Regions from separate parts of the Homo sapiens genome. Here regions 1 and 2 are each linked to region 3. Evidence: chromatin contacts called from ENCODE Hi-C or POLR2A ChIA-PET data. All regions are on one chromosome and are shown on one strand. Each heading gives the region's core, a stretch centred on a gene start or an enhancer-like site at or near the end of the contact. The rest is flanking DNA. Distances are from core to core; before and after follow the strand shown.

Region 1 (3,168 bases), core at 289-2,788, 250 kb before region 3:
TATCTCTCTGGCATTTCACTCAATTCTTTCAGCTTGTTTTCTAAAAAAGCAAAAGTAAATAAACAACTATTTATTAACATCAGTATAACTGCTGGCTTATGAAAGAGAGTGAGCGAGCTGCAGGAGATTTTAAAAAGTGCAAAGAAGGAAAATGCCCAAAAAAAAATACTAAGAGAAAATGCTCAGAAGTGGTAGTGGAAGGATTTCTGAAAGAAAACATCTGTTTTCAGCCATATGATTCTAGTTTGGGTTTTGCGCCTGCATTTGTATATGTAGTTGTTATTGCTTGCTTTTGCTTATTTTGCATAGTTTCTGGTTTGAATTTCAAGGAAAAGGAAAAGGCTCTTATTAAGGATATAAATGGAAATCAAACTAGTACAAAATGCTTGAAGTATGTGTCATGGTAAGAAATTCAAAGGAGAGAATTTCAACGAGTGAACAGTTGCCAGACAGTATTGAGGGATCCAGTTGGGCAACTGTTAAATTAGGTGATTCATAATAGTAAAGGCAATAGAGTAGTAGAAGCAGAACCCAACACAAAAGGGGTTAGTTAAGTGAGTAGATGCCAAGAAACCAACATGAATTAAGTCAGGGCTATTGCTAAAGGAAGAAATCTACTTTCAAACAAAGTACAAGACTATGACTAAAAATACATCACTGTTTTCATGAAACTTCTCTCTGGGCAACATTTTTTTCTTGTCCTTAATGTTTGCAAGCTACTTACATTGCATCATATTCATTGTTCTTTCTCATGAAAATAATAGCTATCATAGTTTTTGAAACTTTCATGCTGAAGTTCGAGTCAGTTTAATCAGATTTTATGAAGGACGAAGGTAACTTAAGTGGAAATTATGATCCTGAATAAGTCATAAAATTGCAAAGGAAGAAAAATAATTTGAAGGCATTTCAAACTCTTAGTTTAGTCACCACACACATTGATGTCTAATTCAGCAAGAGGCAGACACAGCTGGTACTTGATGAATTCTGCTGCCTGTCTGATAAGAATACAATTTATTCTTTACTGAGGTCTGATATACCACATCAGGATAAGCTGCATCCTATCCTTTGTAGAATGTTTCTAAAACCAAATGAATCTTGCAAATCTCTTCCACCTCTTGCCCCAGTCTTACCGTGTCCGGAATTGGTGGGTTCTTGGTCTCACTGACTTCAAGAATGAAGCCGCGGACCCTAGCGTTGAGTGTCACGGTTCTTAAAGGTGGCGTGTCAGGAGTTTGCTCCTTCTGATGTTCGGATGTGTTTGGAGTTTCTTCCTTCTGGTGGGTTCGTGGTCTGGCTGGCTCAGGAGTGAAGCTGCAGACCTTCGCGGTGAGTGTTACAGCTCTTAAGGCTGCGCGTCTGGAGTTGTTTGTTCCTCCTGGTGGGTTCGTGGTCTCGCTGGCTTCAGGAGTGAAGCTGCAGACATTCCCAGTGAGTGTTACAGCTCATAAAGGCAGTGTGGACCCAAAGAGTGAGCAGCAGCAAGATTTATTGCAAAGAGTGAAAGAACAAAGGTTCCACAGCCTGGAGGGTGACCTCAGTGGGTTGCCACTGCTGGCTACTTCTCTTATCTGGCCCCACCCACATCCTGCTGATGGGTCCATTTTACAGAGAGCCGATTGGTCCATTTTACAGAGAGCTGATTGGTCTGTTTTGACAGGGTGCTGATTGGTGTGTTTACAATCCCTGAGCTGGACACAAAAGTTCTTCATGTCCCCACTAGATTAGCTAGATACAGAGTGTGGATTGGCCTATTTACAAACCTTGAGCTAGATACAGAGTGCTGATTGGTGCATTTACAAACCTTGAGGTAGATACAGAGTGCTGATTGGTGCATTTACAATCCCTTAGCTAGACATAAAGATTCTCCAAGTCCCCACCAGATTAAATAGATACAGAGTGCTGATTGGTGTATTTACAATCCCTTAGCTAGACATAAAGATTCTCCAAGTTCCCACTAGACTCAAGAGCCCAGCTGGCTTCACCCAGTGGATCTTGCACCGGGCGGCAGGTGGAGCTGCCTGCCAGTCCTGCTCCATGCACTGGCACTCCTCGGTCCTTGGGCCATGGATGGGACAGGGTGCTGTGGAGCAGGGGTCAGCACAGGTTGGGGAGGCTCAGGCAGCACAGGAACCCATGGCGGGGTGAGGTGGGGAGCGGGAGAGGGGAGGAGGCTCAGGCATGGCAGGCTGCAGGTCCCCAGCCCTGCCCCACCGGGAGGCAGCTAAGGCCCTGCAAGAAGTGGAGCACAGCAGCTGCTGGCCCAGGTGCTAAGCCCCTCACTGCCTGGGGCCGCTCCGAGTGCAGGTCCCTCAGAGCCCAAGCCCACCCAGAACTCGCGCTGGCCCTCAAGCACCGGGCGCAGCCCCAGTTCCCACCCCTGCCTCTCCCTCCACACCTCCCAGCAAGCTGAGGGAGCCAGCTCCGGCCTCGGCCAGCCCAGGAAGGGGCTCCCACAGTGCAGCGGAGGGCTGAAGGGCTCCTCAAGTGCCGCCAGAGTGGGTGCCCAGGCAGAGGAGGCACCGAGAGCGAGGGAGGGCTGCAAGGGCTGCCAGCACGCCGTCACCTCTCATTACCTTGATTATAAAATCGGGAGAAGAGGTATTTTAGAGCTAGTAAGAAAACTGCTTCCATGAGGGACTGGGCACGGTGGCTCACGCCTGTAATCCCAGCATGTTGGGTGGCCGAGGCGGGTGGATGACGAGGTCAGGAGATCTAGACCATCCTGGCTAACACGATGAAACCCCGTCTCTACTAAAAATATACAAAAAATTACCTGGGCATGGTGGCGGGCGCCTGTGGTCCCAGCTACTCGGGAGGCTGAGGCAGGAGAATGGCTTGAACCTGGGAGGCGGAGCTTGCAGTGAGCCGAGACTGCACCACTGCACTTCAGCCTGGGTGACAGAGCGAGACTCTGTCTCAAAAAAAAAAAAAAAAAGAAAAGAAAAGAAAAAAGAAAGCTGCTTCGATGAGAACTTGCTGAGTTCGAACTCTCGTCTTTTACTTTCACTGTGGTGATTTCTCATTTATTTTCTTCACTCAGTCCTGGGGTTTTTGTTCTTCCCACCCCATTTTCCCTGCTCGAAAAAGGAGACAATTTGAATACAAAATATGGAATAACAGAAAGGGGGATTTTTGAAAGTTCTCTGTAGGAAATAGAAACCAAAAAGG
Region 2 (2,973 bases), core at 1-2,500, 150 kb after region 3:
TCCATTGACAGATGAATAGAAAAAGAAAATGTAGTATATACACACAATGGAATACTACTCAGCCTTTAAAAAACAGGAAATTCTGCAATATGTGACAACATGGATGAATGAGGACGTTCTGATAAGTGAAATAAGCCAGTCACAGAAAGATATGTGATTCCATATGTGAAGTATCTAAAGTAGTCAAATTAATAAAATCAAAGAGAACACTGGTGGTTGCCAGGGGCTGGGGGGAGGGGAAATGGCGAGCTGTTAATACTAATCAATGGGCATAAAGTTTCTGTTTGCAACATGAGTAAGCTTTAAAGATCTGCTGTACAACATTGTACCTATAGTTACCCAAACTGTATGGTATGCTTAAAATTTTAAGCGGGTAGATCTTATATTGTGCTCTTACCAAAATAACATGTTTAAAAATCATAAAGTCATTATCATAGCTATCAAATTTGATTGTCATCTCTATTGCTAATATTAGTAGCTGTCATCTATTGAGTGCTAATTCCTGCCCAGTACCATGATTAGTGTTTGCCACTCTTACATGCTTCCCCAGCAATCCTGTGAAGCAAGATACTGTTCTTTTCCCCATTCTCAAGATGAGAAAACAGAAGGATTAAGTAAGTTTCTTGTGGTCACCCAGCTTACAAGTGACAGAGCCGGGATACAGACTCAGGCACCCTGACTTCAGTGCCATGCTCCCAACCACTATGATTCTGAAGTATTATTTTTATATTCTAGTACTATATTAATATGATTGTCTGCCCTTGAGAGGAGTCATTTATTGCCTTAATAACCAATGACAGATCTCCTCCAAAAAAGTAGAGATTGGACATGGAAAATGTAACCTAGGAGGATGTTTCTATTTCTTATGTTTGTTTCTTTTTTCTTTTGCCTTTTCCTATAATAAAACCAGATATTTGAGTGGAGATTCTATGTCATTTGCAGAAAAGTGAGTGGGTGGAAATAATCCATAATGTTTAACTTTTTTAATTATTTAAGATTATATATCACTGAAGAAAATCTCATTTGATCCCTGCAAACCCTTTCCCATTCCCCTTATTTAATTCTGTGAGTCAAAGAAAAGAAAGGTCCAGAATAGTTATTATATCAGCTTAGTTCTTATTATTAATACCATGCTTTCACTCCCTTGGATATTTTCTGTATTTAATCCGTTTACATGCTTTTTGCGTGTTGCCATAGTAAAGCTCATTCCGTGATGTGAGAGACCCTAGTGCTGAAGAAGGTTTTCTTAGCGTTAAACCTCGCATTTTCATTTCCGCATTTTATCTTGGTGTTACCAGGGCAACCCAAATAATTTCATTTTCTCTTCGAAGTTGATGCCCTTAGCCTGTTATACCCTCATGCTGACTCATTCATGTTCTTGCCATTTTTTTTCTAGTGTAATTCTGGTAACTACTTTCTTTACAACATATGTTTTCTGCTTTTCTTTCTATAATCATAGCAGCTAATGCATTGTTGGAGTAGTGGTTAAATATTTGGAGGGATTACAAATCCCACTGAAGATTGGAAAAGAGCTGTGGACTTTCTCTTCAGAAAAATGTCAATTTAAAAAATAATGAATGAAAATATTGAATATATAGAAGTTTATTCAAGTATCTCTTTACAAATCTATTTGGTTCTTAGCTTTTGAATAGCAAGTTGCAAGAGTTTATACAGCAAGGAATTTATCAAAAAAACTATCTGAATCTATTCCATCTTTAAATTTAGATTGTGAAAGTAAAGGTACCTGTTTATTTCTGTTTTCATATCTTCATCCCAGGGCAGTCCCATGCTTGGTTTTATACCCTGTTTGTCTCTGGCATGTCTCTTGGCAAACCACCTGCAGGAGTTAAAAAGCTAGTTGGTATGCATCTTTTCCAGTGCTGGCCTGGCTTATGCAAGCCCCTTGGGTTTGAATCAGTATAAAGAGCTGAAGAGCAAAGAAAGGGGATAATACATTTTTTGGTTTCCTTGTTTATAGATCTGTTACTCACATATGCTCTTTTTTTTCTTTCTTTTTATTTTTTTGAGATGGGGTCTGGCTCTGTCACCCAGGCTGGAGTGCAGTGGCTATTCATGGGTACCATCATAGCTCACTGCATCCTTAAACTCCTGGTCTCAAATGATTCTCCCACCTCAGCCACCCCAGTAGTCACATATTCTACTATAGCTTTTTATTTATCTTCTATCCCCAGTGCTTGGCACTTAGTAGTTAGGTAAAATGTGTTGAAAAAGGTTAGGGAGGGAAGAAGGTTAGAGAGGAGGAAAGGAGAAAAGGAAAGAGGAAGGGCATACTCAAGGAAGGGAAGAAAAAGAGAAAAGTGAAAAACAGATCAAAGGAGACTATCCTCTGAGCAAAGACAATCTCTGTGCATAGCTCAGAAGTCAGTTCCTAAGGAGGAATTCTAGGTGGATTTCGAGTGAGGGGCCCTCATGGCAGGCTGACACACATTTGGATAAATGCAGGAGAGTAAAGACATGGTTGACCCACATGTTGCTGCGTGTGTTCAGTCTCAGGAGATTGTTGAGCAGCCCATGACCGGTGATGACCATCCCACTGAGATTCTAACGGCCTTCAGTGCCTGTCATGAGAATTTTGTGAACTTGGTACAAACATAGGCTATTGAGCCAGATTTTAACATGGAATTAATGTGGAGGCATTAATGATGTTTACGCTGAATTAATGTGGAGGCATTGTGTGGAGGATGACCAAGTATAGGTCAGAGTCAGTTTGCATGTTCTAGAAGGCAGTTTTCTCCATTTAACAGCCACATGCAAGGTGAAGCTGTGAAGCTTTACATGAATCTGCAGAAAGCATGGGTAGATTTTCACACATACCGTACAAAACAACTTTTGGTGAATGAGTCTTGTGACTTTTTGCCAGTTCCATCTAAGAGCATGTCATGTGTTGCCCTCCTTGTCTCAGATCATCTGGACTGGCTCAGGCTACCCCTATCCTTATGTCTCTACAGATAG
Region 3 (3,167 bases), core at 194-2,693:
TGTGCATACCCAGTGTCTCACACATATAAACTCAATAAAAATTTATCGAATGACCAAGTGAAGAAATGTTCTTTCAGCTTTTCCTTCAAGACTCAGAAAAAAGATATCTGCAGTTCCAGAATGGACTGAGTGAACAAGAAAAGAACAGATCAGTGACACAAAGACAGCCTTCTTTTTCCCTTTCAGGGTGACTCAAATTGTAGTCCTCATCTGAACAGTCTGAGACACAACTCTTGTCTCATATTAACTCGATAGGGCATTTGCTATACTCCCATTTACACAAACTGCTCAGATGCCCCAAATGCTGAGTCTGTTCGTCTTCATTTTATTCCTTTGGGAGATGCCGGTACAAACTTGTTTTTTCTTTCTTTTTTTAAATGGAGATGTGACCACCATAGCAACTAAAAGACATAAATCTTGCCTAATTGAATCAGTGTGCTCAAGATAATAGCCAGGGCAGAGACTGAGTTAAAACTGGGGTAAGGGTGAGAGTGGGGAAATGGATGAGGATGATAAAAATATTTATGTCCCTAGAATTTGTGGGTTTGGATTAATTCTGTTTCGTAAGGAATATTGTTGGCCTTCAAATGCAGTGCCACTTGGGAGAGAAGCAAGCGGGCAGTAGTTGAGGTGTCTCTGCAGTTGAATCGCAGTGAAAGGCAGGTTATGAGTATAGGGACCGCCCCTCGGCCATGTGGTCCCCTCCCTATCCTGAGGATAACGACATTTGAGAGAAGCCAATGGTATTGGAAGGCCAGAATCGAACTTAAGCCGCTTAGTTGGTACAACTGTAAACCCTCCCTCACAGAGGCTGGGCCCTGCAATCTTTCTAAGCAGGGTAAAGAAAAGTAAGGGGACTTCCTTTTCGAAGAGGAGGTTCCCGCGTGCTGCACCCGACCTTTCCCTCAGGGCCCAACACGCGTTATATAAATGCCAAGTTACTCAGGGACGCACACGTGAGAAGGCTGGGGCCCGACACACGCGGTGTAGTGCCGAAGTCACCGGTGTGGCGCGCCTGGGGGACACGCCGAAGCCCATTTCCCTCCCGCTTCTGGAAAGCAGTCCCCGCTCTTTCCAGCTGCTCCGCGGGGCGTATGGCTGTGCGCTACCTCCTGCGGACCCCAGGCTGGGCGAGGGGGCAGCGATGGCCACATGGCGCGCTCGGGGAGATGGCAGCTGCGCTTTGTTTCCAGCAGTGATAGGTGAGTCACTGGCTCCCGCAGCCCCAGAGCTGGGCAAACACTCAGGCCCAGGCAGCTGAAAAATTCACAGCAGGAGCAGCTACCGAAGCGACTGCAGCCTCTTCCTCCTCTTCCTCCTCCTCCTCCTCCTCCGCCACTGCTACCGCCACCACCGTGGTAGCCGCCTCCGCGCCCTGCCTCCGCCCCGTCCCCTCCTCCTCCACCCGCGAACTTAGTCAGCGGTTCGCGCCGCCGAGCGCCCATTGGCCAGCGGAACGCGTCGCGTCACAATGGAGCCGGTCGGAGGCGGCGAGCCGGACAGCGCCGGGGCTTCCCGCTGAGCCCGCAGCCTCCGGCAGCCGGGAAAGTGCGGGCGCGGGGCCGCAGCCTGCCCGCCCGGAGCGGCCCAGGAGCACGCCGCGGGGAGCGCGGGCGTCCGGGGCTGGAGTCGCGCAGGTAGGTCGGAGCGTGACACCCCGGTTCCAGGAGGGCGAGCCGCGCCGACCGAGGTGGTGGAGGAGGAGGACCGGATACGGGGACGCAGCAGGTGGGGCTGGCCGAACAGGTGCGGTTACCTGTTCACGCCTCACCTGCGAGCCAGGCTGCGGGCCGGTAGCGCGGCTGCAGAGACGAGTGGCCGCTTCGTTGTGCTCCCTGCCTTCGGGAGAGACGGAGTCCCACGCTGAGAGGACCTCTCCTGTGTGCTGGGGTCATTTGGAGCAAGAGGTGTGGGCGGTCGCGCCGAGACGGTCACCTCTCTTTCCCCCGGGAGTCTCGGCGTTGCACCTGAGCGTGAGTCCTCGGGGCGGGGCGGGAAAGGGGTTCCGCTTTCCCAGGCTGGCGTCTCGCTCCAGATGAGCGCAACTCCCCTGAGGGTGCCCCCATTTGGTCGCTCTGTTTTGCCCCCTGCGCTGGCGCTGTTGGGAACTATTTTATGCTCTTGGGAACTATTTTATGCTGTTGGATACGCGTTGGTTGCCTATAATTTGGTGGTGGTGTTGGGCGTTGATTTGTTTGAGAAAGAAAGGGCAAGCGTTACCAATTTAAGAAGAAGACTCAAGAGTTTCCCCTGAGCTTAGTTGAGCAGGTGCTGAGAGGTCAGAAGGGAGGAGGCTCAGTATTGGCTCATTAATCTGTGTGCTCAACTGACTTCCTAAAGTCCATAGATTGCCTTTAGTTAGATGACATTTGTGGAAAACTTTTTTTTTCTTTGTGGTCAAAAAGACACCCCTCTAAAAGAACAAAACCGACATGTGAACTTCCTTGAATAAATTCACTTCGCCTAAAGACTTCAAACAAACAAACAAAAAAACACTCCACTGGTAAAAGATAACAGTATGAACATTTTAAATTGTAGATATATAGCCAAATTAAAACAGGCAATTTGTTCAGCGTATATTAAGAAGACATTACGTAGCATGATTTTTATTAAAAGACAACCTATTTGCAAATGATATAGTAGTCTTTGCAGAACACCCCAGAAATCTTAAAACAGATTTATCTTTATCAGATGGTTCTGTCCCCTAAACCTAGGTGTAGGAGTGAGGATGGAAAAGAAGTCAAACTGCAGTGTAATTTTTTAAACAATTCCAGTACCCTCTATGTGTACAGGCTACACCTCCTGAGAACCCCAAATGCTCTTTGTTTTGTTTCTTTGTTTTGTTTTGAGACGGAGTCTCACTCTGTCGCCCAGGCTGGAGTGCAGTAGTGCGATCTCGGCTCACTGCAACCTCCACCTCCTGGGTTCAAGTGATTCTCCTGCCTCAGCCTCCCGAGTAGCGGGGACTACAGGGGCCCGCCACCACGCCCAGCTAATTTTTATATTTTTAGTGGTGGCGGGGTTTCACCATGTTGGCCAGGCTGGTCTGAAACTCCTGACCTCAAGTGACCCACCCACCTCGGCCTCCCAAAGTGCTGGGATTACAGGTGTGACCCCAAATGCTCTCTGAATTGTGGGTGCCGAGGTGACTTTCTTTTTCTCCTGGC

The links. Hi-C counts contacts between places; a loop is a spot of excess contacts on that map. ChIA-PET counts read pairs that join two places held with the same protein, here RNA polymerase II (POLR2A). Pooled maps may share reads with other maps.
Region 1: a map of naive thymus-derived CD4-positive, alpha-beta T cell shows a loop between it and region 3 (2.3-fold over the local background). The contact joins the promoter of GBP5 here to the promoter of LRRC8B in region 3. A Hi-C loop is called at or near these places in 1 of 168 maps with a recorded cell type or tissue (naive thymus-derived CD4-positive, alpha-beta T cell) and 8 of 50 pooled maps. POLR2A ChIA-PET finds 5 or more read pairs at or near these places in 1 of 52 experiments (naive thymus-derived CD4-positive, alpha-beta T cell).
Region 2: a loop to region 3 is called in a map with no recorded cell type, with 6 times the contacts of the local background. The contact joins the enhancer-like site here to the promoter of LRRC8B in region 3. A Hi-C loop is called at or near these places in 2 of 37 single-sample maps with no recorded cell type and 5 of 50 pooled maps. POLR2A ChIA-PET finds 5 or more read pairs at or near these places in 2 of 52 experiments (GM10248 and activated naive CD4-positive, alpha-beta T cell).

Annotation. Positions count from the first base shown.
Region 1 is chr1:89,271,322-89,274,489 of GRCh38, forward strand. It overlaps GBP5 (guanylate binding protein 5), which reads right to left and starts at 1,539. Exons shown (of 12, transcript NM_052942.5): 1 at 1,131-1,539. It also overlaps the pseudogene LOC100421401.
Region 2 is chr1:89,669,046-89,672,018 of GRCh38, forward strand. All of the region lies in intron 1 of LRRC8C (leucine rich repeat containing 8 VRAC subunit C), which reads left to right. Among named protein-coding and RNA genes, the nearest start is that of LRRC8C, 37 kb to the left of the region's middle. Within about 2 kb of position 1,251, at least 4 of the 41 ENCODE cell types and tissues checked have a DNase peak (open chromatin) inside an H3K27ac peak, as active enhancers do.
Region 3 is chr1:89,523,386-89,526,552 of GRCh38, forward strand. LRRC8B (leucine rich repeat containing 8 VRAC subunit B) reads left to right here and starts at 1,444. Exons shown (of 6, transcript NM_001369817.2): 1 at 1,444-1,637. RefSeq lists a silencer at 1,308-1,767 and enhancers at 2,469-2,970, 2,971-3,167.